2 separate regions of the Homo sapiens genome follow, and region 1 is linked to region 2. Evidence: read pairs that join two places in POLR2A ChIA-PET (ENCODE). Cell type or tissue: HepG2. All regions are shown on one strand.

Region 1 (5,000 bases), 260 kb before region 2:
ACATGATAGACGTGTTACAATTTTCTGATAAATACCTGAAAGTAGCCAACATAAAAATGCTTCAATAGCAATTAAGAACATGCTTGAAACAAATGAAAAAGTAGGAAAAAAAAAACTAGAAAGTCTCAGCAAAGAAACAGAAGATATAAAGAACCAAATGGAAATTTTAGAACAAAAAATAACAAAAACTCAGTGAATGGGCTCAATGGCAGCACAGAGGAAGCAGGGAAAAGTCTGTGAACAGAATACTGAAACTACCAATTTTAGCAAGAGAGAAAATAGCCTTGAAAAAAAATGAACAAAACATCAGGGACCTGTGTAACTATACCAAAAGAGCTAACTTTTGTGTCATCAGAATACTAGAAAGAAAAGAGAAACAGAGAAGGACTGAAAAAGTATTTGAAAAAATAATGGAGCCAGGCAAGATGGCTCATGCCTGTAATCCCAACGACTCAGTGGCTGAGGCAGGAGGATTATTCAAGCCTAGGAGTTTGAGGCTGCGGTAAGCTATGATGATGCCATTGTACTTCAGCCTAAGTATCAGAGCAAGACCCTGTCACACACACAAAAAAAAAACGAAAAGAAAAGAAATAGTGGCTAAAAACTTGCCAAATTAGGGGCAGGCACAGTGGCTCACACCTGTAATTCCAGCATTTTGGGAGGCTGAGGTGGGCAGATCACTTGGGGCCAGGAGTTTGAGACCAGCCTGGCCAACATAGTGAAACCCCATCTCTACTAAAAATATAAAAATTAGCCGGGCACGGTAGTGGGCACCTGTAATCCCAGCTATTCGGGAGGCTGAGGCGGAAAAATCGCTTGAACCTGGGAGGTGGAGGTTGCCGTGAGCCAAGATCATGCCACTACACTCCAGTCTGGGCGACAGGGCAAGACTCTGTCTAAAAATTTTAAATTTAAAAACTTACCAAATTAGGCAGAAGAAAGAAATCTACATATTCAAGAAGCCAGTTAAATCCAAATAGAATAAATCCAATACAGAAAAATCAATGAAACCAACAACTGGTTCTTTGAAAAGGTAAATAAAATTGATAAAACTCTAGCCAGGGCCAGGTCTGTAATCCCAGCACTTTGGGAGACTGAGGCACGTGGATCACCTGAAGTCAGGAGTTTGAGACCAGCCTAGTCAACATGGCAAAACCTCATCTCTACTAAAAATACAAAATTAGCTGGGCATGGTGGCAGGCACCTGTAATCCCAGATACTTGAGAGGCTGAGGCAGGAGAATTGCTTGAACCTGGGAGGTGGAGGTTGCAGTTAGTCGAGGTCACGCCATTACACTCCAGCCTGGGCAACGAGAGTGAAACTCCATCTCAAAAAAAAAAAAAAAATTCTAGCCAGACTCTTCAAGGAAAAAAGAGAAAAGGCAAAATTTACTAATATGAAGAAAGAGGGGTTATCACAATTGATCTCACAAACATCAGAAGAATAAAAAAACACTATAAACAACTCTATGCCCAGAAGTTTGGTAATTTAGCTAATATAAACCAATTCTTTGAAAGACAATCTACCAAAACTCACAGTAGGAAAAAGAGATAATAAAGCAATTAGGCTGGACATTGGCACATGGCTGTAATCTCAGCACTTTAGGAAGCCCAGGTGGGAGGATTGCTTGAGCCCAGAAGTTGGAGACTAGCCTAGGCAATACAGTGAAACCCCATCCATAAAAATAAAAAATAACAAAATTGGCTGGATGCGGTGGCATGCACCTATAGTCCTAGCTACTCAGAAGGCTGAGGTGAAAGGATCACTTGAGATCAGGAGTTCAAGGCTAGAGCGAGCCATGATCCTGCCACTATACTCAGTCTAGGCAACAGAGCAAGACCCTGTCTCAAAAAACAAACAAACAAACAAAACAGAGAGAGAGAGAGAAATTAAATTAACAATTACTAACCTTCAGAAACAGGGGAGAAAAAAAAAAGGTCTAGTTGGTTTCACAGTGAATTCTACTAAATGTTTAAGTAAGAAACAATACCAGAAAAAAGAGGCAGGGAGGTTCCAAGATGGCCGAATAGGAATAGCTCCAGTCTACAGCTTCCAGCGTGAGCGACGCAGAAGATGGATGATTTCTGCATTTCCAATTGAGGTGCCGGGTTCATCTCACTGGGGCTTGTAGGACAGTGGGTGCAGCCCACGGACCGTGAGCCAAAGCAGGGCAAGGCATCGCCTCACCAGGGAAGCACAAGGGGTCGGGGAACTCCCTTTCCCAGCCAAGGGAAGCCACGACAGACGGCACCTGGAAAATCGCACCCGGAAAATCAGGTCACTCCCACCCTAATACTGTGCTTTTCCAAAGGTCTTAGCAAACAGCATACCAGAAGATTATATCCCGCGCCTGGCTCAGAGGGTCCCACGCCCACGGAGCCTTGCTCACTGCTAGCACAGCAGTCTGAGATCAAACTGCAAGGCGGCAGCGAGGCTGGGGGAGGGGCGCCCACCAATGCTGAGGCTTGAGCAGGTAAACAAAGCTGCCCAGAAGCTCGAACTGGGTGGAGCCCACCGCAGCTCAAGGAGGCCTGCCTGCCTCTGTAGACTCCACCTCTGGGGGCAGGGCATAGCTGAACAAAAGGCAGCAGAAAACTTCTGCAGACTTAAACATCCCTGTCTGTCAGCTTTGAAGAGAGTAGTGGTTCTCCCAGCACAGAGTTTGAGATATGGGAACGGACAGACTGCCTCCTCAAGTGGGTCCCTGACCCCCAAGTAGCCTAACTGGGAGGCACCTCCCAGCAGGGGCCGACTGACACCTCATACGGCCAGGTGCCCCTCTGACACGAAGCTTCCAGAGGAATGATCAGGCAGCAACATTTGCCGTTCTGCAATATTTGCAGTTCTGCAGCCTCCACTGGTGATACCCAGGCAAACGGGGCCTGGAGTGGACCTCCAGCAAACTCCAACAGACCTGCAGCTGAGGGTCCTGAGTGTTAGAAGGAAAACTAACAAACAGAAAGGATATCCACACCAAAACCCCATCTGTACGTCACCATCATCGAAGACCAAAGGTAGATAAAACCACAAAGATGGGGAGAAACCAGAGCAGAAAAGCTGAAAATTCTAAAAATCAGAGCACCTCTTCTCCTCCAAAGGAATGCAGCTCCTTGCCAGCAACTAAACAAAGCTAGACGGAGAAAGACTTTGACGAGCAGAGAGAAGAAGGATTCAGAAGATCGGTAATAACAAAATTCTCCAAGCTAAAGGAGGATGTTCGAACCCATCTCAAAGAAGCTAAAAACTTTGAAAAATATTGGATGAATGGCTAACTAGAATAAACAGCGTAGAGAAGACCTTAAATGACCTGATGGAGCTGTAAACCATGACATAAGAACTATGTGATGCATGCACAAGCTTCAGTAGCCGATTCGATCAACTGGAAGAAAGGGTATCAGTGATAGAAGATCAAATGAATGAAATGAAGCTAGAAGAGAAGTTTAGAGAAAAAAGAGTAAAAAGAAATGAACAAAGCCTCCAACAAATATGGGACTATGTGAAAAGACCAAATCTATGTCTGATTGGTGTACCTGAAAGTGATGGGGAGGATGGAACCAAGTTGGAAAACACTCTGCAGGATATTATCCAGGAGAACTTCCCTAACCTAGCAAGGCAGGCCAGCATTCAAATTCAGGAAATACAGAGAACACCACAAAGATACTCCTCGAGAAGAGCAACTCCAAGACACATAATTGTCAGATTCACCAAAGTTGAAATGAAGGAAAAAATGTTAAGGGCAGCCAGAGAGAAAGGTCAGGTTACCCACAAAGGGAAGCCCATCAGACTAACAGCGGATCTCTTGGCAGAAACTCTACAAGCCACAAAAGAGTGGAGGCAATATTCAACATTCTGAAAGAAAAGAATTTTCGACCCGGAATTTCATATCCAGCCAAACTAAGCTTCATAAGTGAAGGAGAAATAAAATCCTTTACAGACAAGCAAATGCTGAGAGATTTTGTCACCACCAGGCCTGCCCTACAAGAGCTCCTGAAGGAAGCGCTAAACATGGAAAGAACAACCGGTACCAGCCACTGCAAAAACATGCCAAATTGTAAAGATCATCGATGCTAGGAAGAAACTGCATCAACTAACGAGCAAAATAATCAGCTAACATCATAATGACAGGATCAAATTCACACGTAACAATATTAACCTTAAGTGTAAATGGGCTAAATGCTCCAATTAAAAGACACAGACTGGCAAATAGGATGGAGTCAAGACCCATAAGTGTGCTGTATTCAGGAAACCCATCTCACGTGCAGAGACACACATAGGCTCAAAATAAAGGGATGGAGGAACATCTACCAAGCAAATGGAAAACACAAAAAAGCAGGGGTTGCAATCCTAGTCTCTGATAAAACAGACTTTAAACCAACAAAGATCAGAAGAGACAAAGAAGGCCATTACATAATGGTAAAGAGATCAATTCAACTAGAAGAGCTAACTATCCTAAATATATATGCACCCAATACAGGAGCACCCAGATTAATAAAGCAAGTCCTTAGAGACCTACAAAGAGACTTAGAGTCCCACACAATAATAATGGGAGACTTTAACACCCCACTGTCAACATTAGACAGATCAACGAGACAGAAAGTTAACAAGGATATCCAGGAATTGAACTCAGCTCTCTGCACCAAGCAGACCTAATAGACATCTACAGAACTCTCCACCCCAAATCAACAGAATATACACCCTTCTCAGCACCACATCGCACTTACTCCAAAATTGACCACATAGTTGGAAGTAAAGCCCTCCTCGGCAAATGTAAAAGAACAGAAATTATAACAAACTGTCTCTCAGACCACAGTGCAATCAAACTAGAACTCAGGATTAAGAAACTCACTCAAAACCGCTCAACTACATGGAAACTGAACAACCTGCTCCTGAATGACTACTGGGTACATAATGAAATGAAGGCAGAAATAAAGATGTTCTTTGAAACCAATGAGAACAAAGACACAACATACCAGAATCTCTGGGACACATTTAAAGCACTG
Region 2 (5,000 bases):
TCTGCAAATCGAGGCCTGTGTCCCACCAGTGTCAACAGTACTAAGGTTGAGATATCCTCCTCAAAAGCCACCTGGCTGGGGAAGGAGCAGGAAGGACGGACGTTGATAGGGTAGGCGCAGAGCTGCCTCAGCATTTCTGCCAGACCTGCAAATGGAAATGCTCCAGGTGCAAAGAGGGCCAGATGCTGTCCTTTGAGGCCATTGGGCTGGCTGAAGACACCCCGGGAGAACTTTCAGGTGAGCAGTCCCAGTCCTGCGGAATGTCCTCCAATGGCCTCCACCCTCTGACCTGAGGGCCTCCCCAGCCTCCTCTGCAGGCCTGCCTTCTGCTTTAGCCGCGCTGAATGTCAGGCTGTGGCTCAGAACTCACCCTGCGGCAAGTGTCTGGGCCTGTGCTTGTGTGTTTGCCTTTTCAGGCTGCTTTTCCTTTCCCCCCCGGTGAGCTTGGGATTCAGCTCAAGAGTGGGAAGTGAGACCAGAGCCAGAACCTCTGAAGCTCTCCCGGAGGCCAGAGCCTGCTTCAGGTTTTCTTTGGCTTGGTCCCTGATGTCACACACACGTCCCCAGGCTGGCCACAGCACACTTTCCCAGGGAAACTCTGACCTTCCTGGCACAGAAGAGGAAGCCCAGGCTGGAGAGAGGAGAGGCAGGAAAGGGAGGTGAATCTCAAAGTGCAGAGGTCCTGGGGTGGGGATGAGGACTCTGCCTCTGACACGTCCATGACTGCTCCCAGAACTCAGCAAGCCCTAAGTTTCTTTGCTGACAAGACCCAGGAGTGGGCCCTGCAGGAAACACATATGAGGTGCAGGGGAAACTGCCCCCATCCTGAGCCCCCCAGGCTAGACCATGTTCCGCCTTACCACATCTACCACCCTTCGTGAGCACGGCAGTCTCTGCCAGCCGCTGCCCGCTGTCTGCCCAGCACCCCCATTGCCCTTTGCCCTGGAGGCCCTGCTCACTGCAGTGCTAGAGGCTCCTGCATTCCAGCTGTGGCTCAGCCTTTGCTAGTCCTTCTTGGGCCCCTGGACTCTCAGAAGGGAGCAAGGCAGGAACCCCAACCACCCTGCGTTCCCATAATTCAGACAAGTTGCTTAACTTTGGTGGGTTTGTTTCCTCTACCCCTCCCCCTTTGCAAGCTGGAGACCTTGTTTCTGATGGGACAGGAAGAGGTAGGGTTCCCAGGCGGGGTGGGAGAAGTTACGTAGGTGTGGAGGTCAGAGCAGCAGGGCTTGGGCTCTCAGAGTCCTCCCCAGACTCGAGGTCACGACCACACTTCCTCAGAGTCCCACTGCCGAGGTAAAATAATACTAGCTACCTGTTTACTGAAAACCTACAAAGTGCTAGCCAGGCACAGTGGCTCACACCTGTAATCCCAGCACTTTGGGAGGCTAAGGTGGGCAGATCACCTAAGGTCGGGAGTTCGAGACCAGCCTGACCAACATGGAGAAACCCCGTCTCTACTAAAAATACAAAAATTAGCCAGGTGTGGTGGCCGGCACCTGTAGCCCCAGCTACACGGGAGGCTGAGGTAGGAGAATTGCTTGAACCTGGGAGGTGGAGGTTGCAATGAGCTGAGATCGTGCCATTGCACTCCAGCCTGGGTGACAGAGCGAGACTCCATCTCAAAAAAAAAAGAAAACCTACAAAGTGCTTTACTTGCTTTGTCTCATTGAATCTACACAACCCAGTGAGGTATGTGTCATTATCCCCATTTTACATATGAGGAAACTGAGGCTCAGAGAGACCAACTTACCTACGATCATACAGCTGATATGGTATGGGGCAGACTTGGGATCAGAATCTAGTCTGCCTGTCTCCACGGGCCATATCTTACCCCTTTCTTCTCTCCTGCTTCCAGAGGAGGGCCAACTGCCCCTGCCTGTCCCTTCTCTGCGTCCCCACTGCCTTCCCCATCCTATCCCTTCTGGCCAATAAACCATCACTGCCTGGCTGCATAGATCAAGGCTTTAAATTGCCTGGGATTCCGTTGAAGGAGCCGAAAGATCTGCTCACTCAAATCCAGGGATCTGCTCTGCTCTGGACACAACTTCAAGTCCAGGGCCCAGCGTCCACAATGACCACGAGGTGACAGGAGTCGGAAAGCCAGAGATTTGAAGGCATGCAGAGGAGGAGGAATCAGTGTACTTACTAGATACATGGGGAGACTGAGCCTCAGAACAGGATAAAGCTTTGCCCAAAGATATACCACATGCCAGAGTTAGGGTCAGGGTAGGATCTGAGAACAATTCAGGGCTCTCTCCTCTGTCCCTTTGCCCACAGTCAGTGTACACACTTGGAAATCTGTAAAAGAACTTGCTGTGTGACCTTGGTGACATTTCCTCCATCTCTGGGTGTCAGCCTCCTCTTCTGATGAATGTTAAGTGTGAGGCTAGATGGTCCTTAGAACCTGTAAGTTTATTACCTTCACTCCCAAGCCTGGGCTGCTGATGGGTTTGTGCCTTTAAGATACATAGGCATGCCTCACACCATATAACCCACAGAACTCCTTCAAATGCTGGACATCCATCAATCCACATATTGGCCCCGCATCCCTGCAGATGCGAAACCATGATCGGAGAGAAGCTGGACTCTTCTCTAGGTCACATAGTAGCGGAAGCCCTAGCTCCTGCCTCCCAGCCCAGTACCCTCCTCAGTGCATGCAGGGCCATATTCTCCCATGGAGACGTCGGCACTCTGGCCCTGACCACACCCCAGCCAACTCCCTCCCCAACCCCAACCAGCCTCAATACTCACCGAGATGGGGAAATAGTCCTTCATGTACTTCCATATAGTCCAGCACCTGATGGCCTGGATGTGCCGGCCCCCCTGCCGTGGCTTGTCTCGGTCCAGATACCACCAGGCCGCATACAGGACAGTGAGGAGCCAGAATCTTGTAAACAGGAGGGCTATGAAGCCCACAGTGCAGATCTCGGCTGGGGAGGGAAGAAGGAGCTGTCAGGGACAGGGGTCTGAGAGGAAGGCAGGTGAGATTGCTCAGACTGAACTCTGCCCATAGGCCTGGCACTAGCAGCACTGTCCTGTCCAATCCTCGGGCCCAGGAGGAAGACAGCAGCTTCCGGGGCATTCAAAGAGGAGACAAAGTCCCTGAGAGGGACTACGGCCAGCCCAGTGTCACTGGGAGCACGCGTTGAGCCTAGGTAGGCCTAACTCCAAAGCTCACTTTCTCCCACTGCACCAGGCCGCCTAATTCACTCCATCCCCTGCCTGTCCTCCTTCTCCCCAGGAGAGTTGTTTGTACTCATTAAGTGCTCAATCAATGGGGACAACTGGTTGGATAAACTGTTCTAGTTTCCATCTTTTGGGATCTCAGAGCAAAGGGAGACCCTTTCCTGCTCTCTTTCTGTTCATCCTCTGCCCCATTTTCCCAGAGATAAATCCAGCCAGGTGCCTCCCCTTATTCAAGCCCTTCATGACTTCCCCATAACTTTGGGCACAGTCCAAGTAGCTCAGCCTGGCCTCCAGGAGCCCCAGAGCTGGCCCTGTCCCTCCCGCTCCTGCCTCTTGTCTGTGGCCACTCTGAACTACACAGTGTTCCCAAACCTGCTGAGCTCTGATTCCTTTGCCTTCAGTGACCAGTGACGTTTGTTGTTGAAAGGAGGGAGGGAGGAAGAGGCCAGCCCCTGGCCGCCCCATAATCAGGGGTGCATCAGGGCTAAGACCAGGCCTAGTGTGGAATTCCCCTCTGACTGATGGTTTCTCAGCCCTTACTGGAGGCAAATCCTTGATTGTTTGGCTCATCTGTGCAAAGGGGGTATACAGGAATGTGTAAAATGTCTAAAAACCCTTAGAACAGAGACACAGCTCAACCAGAAGGGATGCTAGGGCAGGGTCCTGGAGGGCCTGCTTTGCCAAGGGGGAGTTTTTTCACTACAGAATTGTGGGGGAGTTTCTGAGGAAGTACGTGTGTGTGTGTGTGTGTGTGAGAGAGAGAGAGAGAAAGAGAGATGGCTACTGAGCAATGTGTTCAGAGTGTGTCAATATTTTAACAACCAGGAGAGTGGTATCTGTGTACAGGCTGAACCTCAGCCCTGGAAGCAGCAGTTCCTACCTTGTCTGGTGCCAGCAGATGAAAGGAAAAACCCCACGGACTCCTAGTCATTCTCCCTTCCCAAGCCACAGATCCAGACCCTCCTAGAAAATGTTACCTTTGGCAGAGCTATTGTTTGGGCAAGGGTGATCTCTCTGGCCACAAATCAGTGGTGGGGTGGGTAAGGGGCCATGCTCATGCCCTCCAGTGTGAGCCCAGCCCAGGGTCCAGGCCAGGTCTGTGCCAAGCAGAGGTCAGCACATTTCTTCATTTCCTTCACAATAGCCCTGCAAGGCCAGCATTGTTGTCCCCGTTCTGCAGATGGTGAAGTCGAGGCTTGGAGAGGTCAGGCATGGGCTGGCTAAAGTCAGTTGCCCAGCTGAGTCTGACTCCGGGTTTCCTGGTACCCAGCATGCCCACTCCACAGTCCACTCTCAGTCTGCACCTTCTCCCCACCCTTCTTTTCTTTCCCTGTTTCTCTCACTTACCCTACTACCAGCCCCAGTTTCCTCCTCCCTGAGCGCACAGAAGGAAATCTCTCCTCTCTGAGCAGGCTGCAGAGCCCAGAACTTTCCCGTCATCGCCCAGAGGCTTTCCCACACCACTTGGCAGCCTGCAGACTGGTCTTCATCCAAGTGCCAAAGGAGAACCCACAGTGCAAGCCAGGAAGAGTAAGTAACCTGCCCAGAGCAGCAGACGGTGACTTCTACCCCACTCCACCCCCAAGAAGCCTCTGGGCAGGCCCAGGAGTTCTCTCTGGGCAGGGGCTCTGAGCGCAACAAAGCCCCCTTTAGGATAAATGTCTTGCCACCATCAATGTGCTGTGTGCACCTGGTGTGGCTGCTCTGCCCCACCTGAGTGCGGTGGTCTCCCGTCTTACAGTGCAGCCCAACTTACCCAGTGCCAAGAAGGAGAAGACAAACTGTAGGACAGCAAGTGTCTGCAGCCTGCG

Evidence for each region. ChIA-PET counts read pairs that join two places held together with the same protein. Peaks named below come from ENCODE experiments on the same cell type or tissue, not always from the same donor. Only the 100,000 strongest peaks of a DNase experiment are listed, where the experiment ranks them.
Region 1: POLR2A ChIA-PET joins it to region 2 with 6 read pairs; 1 of 35 experiments calls an interaction of 5 or more read pairs at or near these places.

What each region holds. Positions count from the first base shown.
Region 1 is chr11:75,977,029-75,982,028 of GRCh38, reverse strand. The region is part of intron 7 of UVRAG (UV radiation resistance associated); the gene reads right to left. Among named protein-coding and RNA genes, the nearest start is that of UVRAG, 160 kb to the right of the region's middle. In HepG2, no CTCF peak of the experiment used is centred here; no DNase peak of the experiment used is centred here; H3K4me3 peaks cover 1,103 bases.
Region 2 is chr11:75,717,925-75,722,924 of GRCh38, reverse strand. MOGAT2 (monoacylglycerol O-acyltransferase 2) reads right to left here. Exons shown (of 6, transcript NM_025098.4): 1 at 4,946-5,000; 2 at 2,755-2,933. It overlaps LOC105369392 (a long non-coding RNA gene), which reads left to right and starts at 4,640. Exons shown (of 3, transcript XR_950316.4): 1 at 4,640-4,719. In HepG2, no CTCF peak of the experiment used is centred here; DNase peaks (open chromatin) are centred at 634, 994, 3,074, 4,034 and 1 weaker place; H3K4me3 peaks cover 3,604 bases.